2 separate regions of the Homo sapiens genome follow, and region 2 is linked to region 1. Evidence: read pairs that join two places in POLR2A ChIA-PET (ENCODE). Cell type or tissue: Panc1. All regions are shown on one strand.

Region 1 (2,500 bases):
TTTTCTCAACAGCTCTCTGAGGAGGGTGCTATTGCTGCAGGGCTGGAGAGGTTGAGGAATTTGCCCAAGGTCATACAACCCCAACTGTGAATTGGGGTTTAAACCCAGGTGGTCTTGCTCCACGGTCCCACACTTTTAGCCTCTGCTGCTGCTTCACATATTTAAGAACCCTGTCCACCGCTGCCCCTTCTGGGATTCTGGAACCAAGAGGGACAGACCTGGAGCTGAGCAAAGGGCAGGCAGCCCCTACGCTCCTCTTCAGCCTCCCCTCACTTTTAAGGCTCTGCGTCGCCCTTGGATGTACCAAGGCAGGGCTCCATCTTACTCCTGTATTCCTGAATGCTGCCCCCTTCGCGGCCCCGCACACTCCTCTAACTTGCTCTTTCTTGCTGTAAGTGGTGGGGAGAGTCCCTGGGCCCGGGGCTCTGTGTGGTTGGGAGGCACGGGGCGGGGGCAAGGAGGGCTCCAGCCACCTCTGCTCTATTTGTAGGTGCCCCCTACCCGCTCCCACTTCTGATTCTGACTCAGATCTCTTTCTTTGTTCCCAAGGACTCTGGGGAGTCCTGGTGCCTTGGCAAATCCCCTCTTCCGTGTCATTGCCAACCTCTTCTCCTGACTTACTCTCTCCCAATGAGCCCAGGTCAGTGAAGGGAGAGGGTGGGGCAAGGGTAAAGCCTGAGTCTCCCCCAAAGCACTTTGCCTCATTAGCCCAATCTCCACTGCACCCCCTATTTTTGAAAACTGGCTCCCGATCTTCCCATCCCTCCCACCCAGACCCGGTGACGCAGGACGTGGACCTCAGGCAGGGACCCATAGGACCAGTGAAGGCCAGCCGCCCCATCTCCCAGTCCTGTCTACCTCTGAAGTGCCCAGAGGGCTCCCAGAGCGCTGGGAGGCGAGAGGCCTGGGTTCTGTGTCCAGTCCCTTTCCATGACCTCAGGCAAGCCTCTTCTCTGTGGCCCTCAGCTCTCTCATCTATTTGCCGAGGGGCACAGGTTTAGTTCCCTTGAACTGCTGAACTCCGCGGTCTGTGATCCTGAGACCATCTCTGTCTCATCCACATCCTCCACCCCATTTCTCCCCACCTTCACTCTGAGCCCTGAGAAATGGAGAAGCTGAAGACAAAAGGTTAAATGAGGCTGGGCTCACGCCTGTAATTCCAGCACTTTGGGAGGCTAAGGTGGGAGGATCACCTGAGGTCAGGAGTTTGAGACCAGCCTGGCCAACATGGTGAAACCGCGTCTCTACTAAACATAAGAAAATTAGCCGGGCATGGTGGCAAACATCTGTAATCCCTGTTACTTGGGAGGCTGAGGCAGGAGAATCGCTTGAACCCTGGAGGCAGACGTTGGCAGTGAGCCGAGATCGCGCCACTGCACTCCAGCTTGGGTGACAGAGCAAGACTCCATCTCAAAAAAAAAAAAAAAAATGTTTAAATGAATCAGGGCCAGCAAAGGTGCTCCGTGTTCCTCTCTTCTTAAAGAATAAAGGCACCTACCTGGTGTCCACAGGTGGGCAGACTGTTGCCTTCACTACTGGCTCCTGGGACCAAGACGACTCAGAGTCCAGGTGAAGAGTCAGGAGAGGCGCCAGTTCACCTCCAGACCTGCCTTAAAAGCAGCTTGCCCGCCTTCTCTCCTCCCCTCCGGGCGGGCCCTGCACGTGGCCCTGACAGCAGTAGGCCCCACCCCTGCTGGATCCAGTGAGCTCAGGTGGGGCTGGCACAGGCAGCAGGAAGGGAAGCACTGGGTGGTGGGTTTTGGGTCTGGGTGTGTGTGAGGGGCTCCCAAGTTCCTGCTTGGGCTTCTCGTGGCACCACATGGCCAGGGAGTCCTTGCTTGGACAGGGCATAGCTAGAATCAAGGTGTGCAGTGGGCACTCCTCAGGTGCTGGCTGGGGCAGAGGCCATGGGTTGGCAGAGCTGGCAGAGAGTGAGGGCCTTGACAAAGCAGGATGCCAGTGGGCAGGAGACCCTCTGCAGTCCCCCTTTGTGCTGGGTCACACTGGGACAGGCACAGGGTAAGGGCCCACTGGAAGTAAGGCTAGGCACGAGCTTGTCTTTTCTTCTTTCTCTCCTTTTACAGTAATGACTCTAGCTTGGGATGGGGCCTCTAACTCAAGGAAAGGAGGCTGAAGTGTCTGGAGGGCTTTGAGAAGGGGCTTATAGCTGTTCCTTCACTCATGGGCTATCTCTGTCCCTCGTCTGGTCTGTGCCCCAGGGTGGAAGTTCCCTGAGGGGAGGACATTGGAGGGTGAGATCAGGAAGCCCAGAAGTCTGGTCTGGTAGCTCCTTCTCCATGGTTCCAACTCTCTCCCTGTTCTAGAGGGGCAGGGGTCCTAGAATGTTGTAAGGAGGTGTTCAGACATGGTGAGGGGAGGGTGCTGATGGCAGAGCCTGGTCTGGGAGCGGTCTGAAGTGAGGGAGCTGGCGAAGTCTCCAGCCCAGGGACTCATGGTGATCCCAGTAGGCTAATCTCAGGGGTGGGTTGCCCCATGCCCC
Region 2 (2,500 bases), 200 kb after region 1:
TTCATGATTTCACATTTGCAGAGAATATCTCCAGGTTAACAAATGTAATTAAAATACTTAATATGATGAGAATAAAAATTTCCCATCAATCATGTAACTTTTTTGTTCATATTGTTCTCAAAAGTTGAAATTAGCTTTCACATCAGCAATAATTTCAGATTTGATTAAGCATCCATCTCTTTGATTATTTCAATCAGCGTGTTTTTTAAGGTTGTTGAAGTTTGTGATTTTAAGTTATTGCTTTCTTTTTTTGTATTTTGTATAATATACAAAAAAGCATATAATTTGTAACAATTATGTTTTATAGTTCATAAGAAAAACATAAATAATAGTTTTCTAGGTAAGTATTATTACATCTCAGCAACATGTTTATTCAAGTAGCTAATGTCTAAGAAAGATTGAAAAGCTTTTAGGCAGATTGTTTTAATACGATTTTCTTTCTGGTTGAATTCTAGTCTGATATAAAGACAGCAACTTCCTTTTTGAGTCAAATTTCAAGAAATGAAGAGATGATGCAGATATCTCCTGCCTTCGTTTTAAAGATAAAAGAGGATTTGTATCTACTTCTGATAACTAGTGTTACAATTGGAGTTATTTTATAGATTCTGAACCCTCCTGAGCTCCCTTTGTGCTTCATGGCTTTTTGTCCCTTTGTATTTTAGACTGTTTCCATTCATGTCTTCTAGTCACTTCACCGGTTTAATAGTGTCTTTTTGAAAGACAGATACTGTATAATTCCAGTACTATGAGGTGCCTAGAGTAGTCAAATTCACAGAGACAGAAAGTAGAATGGTAGTTGCCAGTGGCCGAAGGGTTGGGGATAGACAGTTGTTGCTTACTGGGCATAGAATTTTAATTTTGCAATATGAAAAGAGTTTGGGGCCAGGCGTGGTGGCTCACACCTGTAATCCCAGCTCTTTGGGAGGCCGAGGCAGGTGGATCACCTGAGGTCAGGAGTTCGAGACCAGCCTGGCCAAGATGGTGAAATCCCGTCTCTACTAAAAATACAAAAAATTAGCCAGGCATGGTGGCAGGCGCCTGAAATCCTAGCTACTTGGGAGGCTGAGGCAGAGAATTGCTTGAACCCGGGAGGCAGAGGTTGCAGTGAGCCAAGATTGTGCCACTGGACTCCAGCCTCAGAGACAGAGTGAGACTCGTCTAAAAAAAAAAAAAAGAAAAGAGTTTGGGAGATTGGTTGCACAACAATGTCAGTACACTTAAGACTACTGAACTGTAAACTTATAAATGATGAAGATGATAAGTTTATGTTATATGTATTTTACCACAATTTTTAAAAAGTCTTAAAAAACAGGTGCTTCCAGAAATAGTTTGTATCCTCCTTAGCTTTAAACTTAAGTAGCTGACTTTTGTTTATTTAAGAATTTCTTCCTTCTTTTGCCAGTCTCTGTTAAACTATGTTCACACCTTAATCTTTATATTCAATTATTTGTTAAACAATGTTCTGCTTTAAATTTTTCCTTAAATTGCATTTTATTGGGACACATGATTAAATAGGTAATCATTCACTTTACTATGTAGCTCTTATGTGGCTTTTATGATCTACCTGTACTGTTTTCACAGGAGTATGATGTTACTCTTCTTCATATTTAGGGTGACATATCTCCAAGGGGTACATGGTGTACAAAATTTTAAATTGTTAAGCTGGGAGTAATTTTTATAACGCCCTTCTAAAGTAGCTAAAAAATGCACCACACATAATGTGTTGGTCATCCTGCCTCGCCCATCCCTAAAGCTGTGAAACCAAAGAAAACTAAACCCTAATGATTAAATGGTATGCAAATGCTGGCAATGGGAGGAACAGTCACAGAGTGTTTCTCCCTTTTAAAACTATGAAATGTAATCTTTCAATTTTCATAAAGACTTGCATTTGGCTGAAAGCACGTTTAAATCCCAGCTCCTTCGGAGGCTGAAGCAGGAGAATTGCTTGAACCCGGTGGGTGGAGCTTACAGTGAGCAGAGATTGTGCCACTGCACTCCAGCCTGGGCGACAGTGCGAGACTCCATCTCAAAAAAAAAAAAAAAAAAAAGACAGAGAGAGAGAGACAGACTGAATCTTAGGTGTCTGGGCTCCCAGTTCAAATTTTGAATAGTTTGTGATTAGAAGTTTATTTCTACCTGTAAAGAAACATATAAAAGCTATATTTCCTTATAGAATATGATTTTAATAATAAGTGCAGAATGATTTGCAGATAGTAACCATCAATTTTTTTTTGTGTGTGTGGGGGATAGATTATTAGTATTTAAATATTTTTCAGATTAACATATTGCAGGTTTTTAGACTAGTAGGAAAACCAAATACTGAAATGCATGGCATATGGCTCCTGATGAATCTTTACAGAATTGAGAACAGAACTTGGGTATTCTATCTTCTGTTCATTCAAGAAAATATACTGTTTTGTGTTTTTCAAATAGAAGCATCACATCAGAGTAGTTAAGGGAAGTTGCTGGGTTTAGAGTATTTGTTGAATGTTGACAAAAC

The links. Peaks named below come from ENCODE experiments on the same cell type or tissue, not always from the same donor. Only the 100,000 strongest peaks of a DNase experiment are listed, where the experiment ranks them.
Region 2: POLR2A ChIA-PET joins it to region 1 with 14 read pairs; 2 of 35 experiments call an interaction of 5 or more read pairs at or near these places.

The regions. Positions count from the first base shown.
Region 1 is chr17:40,500,036-40,502,535 of GRCh38, forward strand. It overlaps TNS4 (tensin 4), which reads right to left and starts at 1,588. Exons shown (of 13, transcript NM_032865.6): 1 at 1,499-1,588. RefSeq lists an enhancer at 1. In Panc1, no CTCF peak of the experiment used is centred here; no DNase peak of the experiment used is centred here.
Region 2 is chr17:40,704,036-40,706,535 of GRCh38, forward strand. No RefSeq gene overlaps it. Among named protein-coding and RNA genes, the nearest start is that of KRT24, 1.5 kb to the left of the region's middle. In Panc1, no CTCF peak of the experiment used is centred here; no DNase peak of the experiment used is centred here; H3K27me3 peaks cover 258 bases.